2 separate regions of the Homo sapiens genome follow, and region 2 is linked to region 1. A link is an interaction called in ENCODE POLR2A ChIA-PET data of the cell type or tissue named here. Cell type or tissue: MCF 10A. All regions are shown on one strand. Links, peaks and the distances in the headings refer to the core of each region. The heading gives the core; the rest is flanking DNA. Region 1 has its middle 26 kb from the start of ALDH1A1. Region 2 overlaps ALDH1A1 (aldehyde dehydrogenase 1 family member A1).

Evidence for each region. Peaks named below come from ENCODE experiments on the same cell type or tissue, not always from the same donor. Only the 100,000 strongest peaks of a DNase experiment are listed, where the experiment ranks them.
Region 2: POLR2A ChIA-PET joins it to region 1 with 5 read pairs; 2 of 35 experiments call an interaction of 5 or more read pairs at or near these places.

Annotation. Positions count from the first base shown.
Region 1 is chr9:72,976,738-72,981,146 of GRCh38, forward strand. No RefSeq gene overlaps it. Among named protein-coding and RNA genes, the nearest start is that of ALDH1A1, 26 kb to the left of the region's middle. In MCF 10A, for the core only: no CTCF peak of the experiment used is centred there; a DNase peak (open chromatin) is centred at 2,174.
Region 2 is chr9:72,916,534-72,920,942 of GRCh38, forward strand. It overlaps ALDH1A1 (aldehyde dehydrogenase 1 family member A1), which reads right to left. Exons shown (of 13, transcript NM_000689.5): 8 at 2,187-2,289; 9 at 387-571. Among named protein-coding and RNA genes, the nearest start is that of ALDH1A1, 34 kb to the right of the region's middle. In MCF 10A, for the core only: no CTCF peak of the experiment used is centred there; no DNase peak of the experiment used is centred there.

The DNA of each region.
Region 1 (4,409 bases), core at 94-4,093:
AATATTTATCAGTTTCTTCTTTTCCCTATGAGTTTTTTATTTGCCCGGAATCGATTTTGTCTTTATGTTGTCCTAACACAATTTATTAAATGGTTCCTCTTCTGTCCCTCTTTCATTCTGTCATAAATTAATTTTTAATACATATATTACTTTGTTTCTGTTTTCTTTATTTGTTTGAACTCAATCTTTGCCCAAATATATATATTTAGTTTACATAATATGCATACAATTTTGTATACTGTTTATTTCAAAAGTTACAAAACCACTTTCCATATTTCCACATTGTTTTATAACTATAATATTTATGCCTACATACATTTTTACAACATGTGTTTTATTCATTTGCTTACTCTTGGTCAGTTAAGCTTTTCTCAATATATTTGATATTATGGAGAATGCTAAATGATTATTTCATGCGTATATCTTTTTCCTCTGCTGAGTAATATCCTTAGGTTATAATCGTAGGGATAGAAATATTGGGCAAGATTAAAGATATTTTATGGTTTTGAATATTATAAATTAAATATTGCCATACTCCATTCCAAATGATGATTTCACTTTAATATTTTAAAAAGTCCCTGATTCCAAGTTATTAGTAATGAAATGATACATTAGCTGAATTTTAATTTAAATTTATTTCATTGCGTATAAAGCTAAGCAAGTTTCCACGAGTCTCTTTATTGTGCCTGTCTCTTCATGAGTGGGCCTCCCGCTCATTCTCGTTATACTGAAGTCTTAATATTCACATGCAGATTTGAATGAGCTCTCTATAGGTTATAGGTTTATATTAGATAATATATAATTCGATTTTTTAAGGACCAAATTTATTTTAAGCTCCTACCTAGCTTTTCTTTTTTTTTTTTTTTTCATTTCATCATAAGGAACACATCACTCAAGATTAATCTTGAATTTTTGAATAGTGGCAATGGATGCTTTTTTCAGCTGCATTTTGGCACAGACATGGCATCATCTCTCTGAAACCACTGTCACTTACACCTCTGGGAACTGGAGATTGAATTACTGCTCTGCTTGGAGTTACCCGCAAAGACTGGCTTCAAAGATGAGGGTTTAAGTTTTATCCCATTCACAGCAGTGGCAGGCATGGAAGCAGAGCACAGTGAGTCATCCTCATCCCTTTGTGGGCACCCAGCTTAGCTGGTACTTCACATCTGACAGTGCTCAGCTTTTAGGTGAAGGAACATCAAGTGCTATGTTAGTTAATTACACCAAGCTTAGAATGTGACTCCTGTAGTATCTGGGAGGAGATGCACACACAACCTTTACTTCTTCACATTGGCTATTCACCAGCGTGCAATAAACCACAAAGATTTCCTTGGACTGAACCCTAAGAAGAACTAAAAGATCTCATGCTTCTTTCACTCATTTTAGCTAAGAATGTACCCTTTCACCTGTCTAGGTTTCATGATGAAAAGTGTTTTACAGATAACATCATAGCCCCTCATTCTCCCTCTCCCCACCCTCACACAGCTAGTGAGTCTTGCTCATTCAGGATTCACACATTTTGGATATATCCGCTTTTCTTTAGTTATATTGTTATCACTCATCTGGATTATTTTAATTCCTCAGTACAGCTCTCTGCTTCCGTTTTTCCTGACTTTTGCTTTTGATATTAGTGAGAACATTTTAAACTACAAGTACAGAAACTCAAACAATGCTAACAAAACAAAATTAAACCAACAGAACTTATCGAACCAAAGAATTGTAGTAAGAGAGTTGGCTGCAAATATAACTGGATACAGGGGATCAGATGATGCCATCAGGGTTCTCTTTCTCCATCCTCAGCTCTACTTTCTGACACTCTTGCTTATAATCTTAATCATACTGTTTTATAATTATGATTATATATCTTTTCTCTCCTAGATTTAAGGCAGAAATCATTTTGTCTACTTTCTCTGCCAAACACTGTACTGTAACTCCTAGCTAATGCCTGAACAAATACATGTTGATTAACTGAATGCATACATGAAATAAGATCCTAGATTTTTGTGTTAAAAGGTTATTGAAGGCCTGATGTTTCCAACCAAATGAATCTAGTTGCTCAAAAAGTAATTTGTGCTGAGGGACCTCATCTAATAATGTGGCTCAACAGGGTGGCAGAAACATGTTGGCACAGTAATTTATTTGCAATGCTGAAGACATTCTGCGGTTTGGAAGCATTTCCAGATAGTGGAGTGAAACATTATATAACAATCCAAGAGATTAAAGGCCTGAATAATGCAGTATATTAAAAGTATTTCCTTCTGGGACTTGAATCCCCTGGCTCCCAACCAGTACTCTGCATTTCTAACTACTTATATGTGAACAGTTGCTTTAAGCCTCACACATTTTAGATAAGCCAGGGCATAGTATGTGTTCATGAAATATATGTTTGAATAAATTTTAATTTCTTGTATGTTTCCATCTCATGAATATCCACAAAATGGTTATTAAAGAACAGAAGACAACCATTTTAGCAAGACTTGAACTATTATGATCAAGCACGCCCTGAAACTTTTTACTGTGTAGCCTCTTTCTCAGAGCAACTGTAGATTACTGCTTTCTTTTCTACTGACTCCCTCAAGTCCTTACCAAAGAAATGATTATTTTCACTAAGACCAGGGCACAAGAATCACAGAATTGTGGGAGACACTATTCACATATAAAACAATGTAGTCACATCAAATTCACTTGTGTTTACTAGGTTCTGATATCTGTAAGTCAAGCTAGAAGTAGAACTGTGGTGCAAACAGCAACACCGACCACAAAAATGCTCTTATGGGTACCACCACACCAAATATAAACAAGACTTCAGGTGTATACACAAGGAGTATGCCCTGTTGCAAAAGACCATACATAAGGGCCTTTTGTGTTGTAATGAGGTGCAAAGTTATGCAAATGCCATGGGAAAAGATAAAGGTGTAGATTTTCTTTTTGTGGGTTATATAACAGTGATATGAAAATTAGTTTATTATCTTTATCAGCAAATAATGCTGACTCACTGTGCAAGAAATGAAAGGTCAAACTCTAATATATAGATTAAATCCAAAGAAAAGTGCACTTTCCTCAGATGCAAGACATGGTCTTTGTCAAAAGATGCTGTATGAAGTCATATGCCCATTAGTGATTTTTATTTAATATATTAAAATATCATCATTAATATATTAAATTAATATTTAATATATTAAATTTATTTAATATATTAAATTATAAAGTAACATTCAGAACCCTATGAGATGCACCTAGTGGTGCCATCTATCAGAGATGTCACAGTTCAGGTGTGCTCTTTATTAACAGAATCATTCTTTTACATATACACACACATTAATAAATAATATATATTCTAGACAAGTAGGTTTATCTTACCCCAGGGTATTAGGGTATAAGGACTTAAGACTAGGAACTGCCTTAGAGATCATCTAGTTTCACTGTTTCATTTTTCAAGTTAGAGGAGTAATAAAGAAATATTCATTAGGTATTACAAACTACCTATAAAATACTGGATACCAATTATTTAGGCCAAGTGGGAGCCTGTTAATGATTTGCCAATGAATCCAGTCCCCCTGCAGTGATAATTTACCGTAATTATTGAGCAGTTTTCCAAAATGCCTTGTTTCTCATTTAGCGTTTTACATTTTCTATAGTGGTTTCATAATTTTCAGAAATGTGAGACAAATAGTTGGCAATTTAGTGGTGGTGGGGGCAGTGATAAAATTGTCTACAGGTATCCAAATAGACACAACACTTTAGGGCCCCACATTTCAGTGGTCCACTTTGAACTGTAGATTATTGTTTTCTTTTTTTTTTTTCTTTTTCACTTCACTGGAAAGATATTTTGTCCATTTTATTCTGCTTCGTATCCTGAGTTAATCTGAAAGAAGATTCTGATCTACATTTTTGGCTCTTTAACGAGTAGATTTCTTGATATAGTCTCAAGTGTTAGTTCTTTGATCTTCTACCGAAGCCTGCTACTCACAGAGGGAGTTATTGTGTATGCTGGGCTTTGGGGGAAAGTGTGCTTTGAATAACCCTACCTCTGTTCTATGTTACTGCTCAGATCTTTATCTCACGTCCCTTAGTATTTTGTAAACCCTTTTCAGCTGTTGCCAGCATTACTCGCTGATAGCTTAACTACATTAAGGGAGATGTGTTTATGAACAATGGAGAGTGTCTTTCATTCATCTTTGGGCTTTTCATGATAAACAACTGATTTTCTTAATAGTTAACCTAACATGTTTTGAAAAGACTTATAAAAAGACTATGCTGAAGGATTAAGGAAATGCTGACTCTCTCAAACAAAATCCAGAACCGCGAAAGATTTATCACTGGAAGCAGAGTTCCCCACGGGGACGTCCATTTTGAACGAAGCGACTCCAAACTTGTTCTCTCGAGTTTCCACTTTCCCATGGGTG
Region 2 (4,409 bases), core at 323-4,322, 60 kb before region 1:
GATGGCTGTGGAGATGAAGGATTCAGGAGGAAAAAATGGTAGGAATGTATAAGAATTTCAAAGTGGACAGAGAACTGTATATAGGAATCAAGAGGTGTGCAGATTGAGGAAAGCCAAAAATGTAGAACATTTGTTATTTTTCCTCATGTCTTTAATTCTCAGCATGGCCGGTAAACTGTTTCTAGACATGAAAACTGGGCAACACAAAAACAGGATGATTTCATTCTCACTGGGAGTTAGATTGCTTTTAAACACCAAACTGGCACAGCATTGTCACCTAGGAAGGTGTGCAGATGGGAAGTAATCTTACTCAATAAAATCTAGGTCTAAAGAGGATACTTTATTCCTGTGCCCTGAAAATGCTATCCTTTCTATTTTATACTTACCTGAGGGCCTTGAGTGACTCCTGGGGTCAGAGGATTTCCAAGGATATACTTCTTAGCCCGCTCAACACTCCTTCGAACAAACTCATCATAAATTGATTCTTCCACAAAAATCCTGGATGCGGCTATACAACACTGGCCCTGGTGGTAGAATACCCCATGGTGTGCAAATTCAACAGCATTGTCCACTGCGAAGAAGACATTCACATTAAAGATATATTTTATAAAAATTATATATTTTATATGTTTCTCAGAGGCAACATGGAGATAAAGAAAAATTATGAGTTGTGTAGTCAGACATGGGCTCAGTATAGTTTACCTCCTACCAGCCAGGTGGCAAATTAATCTTTCTGATCCTGCATTTACCATGGAAAAAATAGAAACATACAGAATCTGAAAAAATAGTGGTTACTATTACAACTTTAATATGGACATCACCAAGAATGTAGATTTGATCATGAGACCAAATCTCTTTGGAAATGATTTATATAAATATCTCCAATTATATAATTAGATGATTGTGATTATTTCTTTCAGGCCCCAGATTTTAAACAGATAATAAAAAAAACCTGACATGTCTATCGAATTAAATAATTTCAAAAGATTCTTAAATACTCTACTCAACAGGAAATGTGATCTTTGTGGGAAAGAAAAACAAAATAAAACAAAAACAACTAAAAAGTAACAAAAAACACTAATACTCAGAATCACTCACTCACCTTATGATTTTATTCCATCAAAGACATTTTCAAAATCTATCTAAAGTATACCGTATTATTTCATATGTGCCTATAAACTCTTATTTATTTTAGGCGATAAAATGTGCATTAAAAGGAAGAAATAGGTTGCTTCCTTAGTAGACTCTAAACAAGAATAAAATTTTCTTTGCATTTTAATTTTCTAAATGCTGAAGATTCAATTCAATGTTATAGCAACTGGGTATGATTATTATTTATTTTGTGAACTAATTACATCTGCTTAAGTTGTAGCAGAAGCAGTTTATAGACAGTCTTAGTAAAATTAGAAATCTTTCATGTTTATAGAATATTTCATAAGGTAGTGTGTTCTAAAATACTTCAATTAAGATCAAAACAGCAACATAGGCTAATTCCATGAACCATTTGTATTTACAGCCTCTAACAGATAATGCAGTTGTGAAAGAAAAAAGAATGTTTGACCATGCATTTCTGCTAATTAACTTCTATTTAGGAAATAATTGGGAAATTCTACTTGGTAATATAATCAGAATGAACCTAAAATATTATATAGTGGGGTTATATCAAATTTGTAGGTTTAATGTACATAAACTCCACTATACTTGCTAGGAAAAAATATTTAAATATTAGGTATAATTTTCTTCTGATCATTTCATTTAATGAGTGTATGACCCAGAGTGAAGGGAGAGGGCAAATGTGAAACTGCTGTCTCCTCAGTTGGTCTCAATCCAAGTCCCATTCTGGAGTATCTCATTAGCTCAATGAAATGCTAATAATCACAGATATGGAATTTAAAAAATACACCATGGCATTTAAATGCAAAATGTTTACATCATCTAGGGTTCAGCTGAGGAAATAGCAATCTATTCTAAACGAGGAAGAAATTGTGTCTATTATCTATGTGTTATAACTTTAGGATGATTTAAGAGATTTTCAAGAGTAATTTTGGACTCTTTACACTTTGATGTTAGAAGCAAATGCTTTTTTTTTTTTTTTTTTTTTTTTGTAAAGTTCAAGTTCACTTTTGGCATTATCAGACACCAAAAACGATGAAGGACGAAAAGTTAACAAAGTGGTTTCTACTCACAGTCGGCATCAGCTAACACAATGCAAGGGCTCTTTCCTCCAAGCTCCAGGGTCACCCTCTTCAGATTGCTTTTCCCGGCAGCTTCTTTGATCAACTTGCCAACCTGAAAGGGAGCATTACAAAGGAGGAGGCTTACCCTGCTCTCATGAACACAGGTTGCTTTAGCATTCTAAATTTATGTGATGTTTGTGCCACAGTAAAATTTCATTTGGGAGAAACACCAAATGGCTTTTTTTTTTGAGACGAAGTCTCACACTGTCGACTGGGCTGGAGTGCAGTGGCGCAATCTCGGCTCACTGCAACCTCCGCCTCCCGGGTTCAAGTGATTCTCTGGCAAATGGCATTTTTAAAGATCTGGCACTTTTAGATATGTAAAGCTCCCTCATCCAAGCATACAGACATAAAAGGAATCAGAAAAATGCTGATTTTTCATCAGCAAGAAAGCAGAGATATAGAACACGGATAAGTGATATTGATGGCTACGGAGGTTATTTTTAATTTTAATCAGAATATCATCTTTCTACAGATTGATCAGACTTATCATGACCCAGTCGCAACTTAGCTATTTCATTTTTTATCCCTCTTCTGGCATCCAGATAACTCTATCCAGTCAAACTGACATATTCACTACCTCTTGAATCTCATCCTTCTTCTCATTATTTGTCCACCCCAACCTGGACTGCCTTCAAGTTCTATTTTTCTTAGGGGTCCAGCTCATATCTTAGCTTCTCCTTAAATCCTTCTCTGATGACACTAGGTCAGATGCTAGAAGAAATGACAGGACCATTTCTTTTTCTAGTCTCCCAAAAAACCTCATGAAGTCTCCTTCAGAGTCTGATCCAGATTGTATTATTTGTATAGAAATACATTTCCCAAATAGATTGTTAACTCTGTGGTAGCAGTAACAATAACGTATCACTGCATACCTCTCCTCATTAGTATCTATGACAGAAGGCTCATTTAATTGCGGATTGACAGTCGTCTCTCTATCTCTTTCTTTCTCTGTCTTCCCACCCAACACACACACCTTTGAACAGTGGAACTGGATGAAAGAAATGGGATCTGTGCAGCTACTTCAGTTAGCTGGAATCCTACAGTTCTGGTTTCTTCTTTAATGCTAGTTTTCCCTTTTCAGAGGAAGACTTTGTTTTCAATTATTTTTTCCTTTGTGGATCACTTCCCATCAAGATTATTTACTATAGTTGTTTCTGGTTTTTCTATCTCTAAAAACTTGGCTGGTTCTACAATTATTTCTTTTTTATTATTTGTATGGCAGCCTTAATCCACCAACATGTTCTTTGCCTTTCTTTTTTAAAGGCAATTCACTATTTTGCTTCTTTTATTTTCTAGGTTTCTTTTTTTTACTCTGCATGTCAGATTTTAATAAAAAGTTTCTATCCCAACTGAACAAGAGAGAAATAGATGTTTCGTGAGTGTATGTTTAGATTTTATGTGGTTACTGAACTAACTGCTACTGTGAATTACAGAATAGGGCATTAATATGCTAATGTTTTCCTCCTATTTAAATATTTTATGTTTCTAAATCAAACCCCTAAAAGATTAATAAAAAATAAATTAAAAGGAGATTTGCACTAGGGAAATCCTGTCTGAAATTTCTCTTATATGCCATTCTATAACACACTTCTTATGACCACTTTCAGAAACTGAATTTTCATTTAAGATGTTAAGGAGTTTTTAATTTTGTAGATAAAAAATTTACTTACCTGTCACCCTTTGATTTCTCTAAATTCTTTCTGAATTTTTTTTATTTGTTTAATTTAGGTTTACGGAAGTAACTCCATTAAAGTAGATAACTTTTGCCTTGGAGAAGGTAATAAAATCAAATATATTTTTGTAAAAGCTACAAACGTCAAAAGAACTAGGATGAAGAATGGTTAGAAGTATGAATGAGAAAGAAAGTCTACACTTTTGCTTAGCACAAGTTTAGATGGCAAATAAAAGGCTTGAGTTTTCCCAAAAGTCTAGCTAAAGTCAAAACAAAGAGACATTAATTTTTGTCTCATGATTTCATTCCCTTATTTGGAGAAAAGTAAACGTTTATCATTTTTCTCAAAGGAGTATGCAATGAAGAAAAGATAAGAACTATTAAGACTATGGCTAAACAGTGTATTCCATGATACTGTGGCATTGCCATGTGGAGCAGAAGTAGCAAATGCCCATGAAAATGGTCTAGCTTATTATGTCTTGCATAATGTGGGTAGA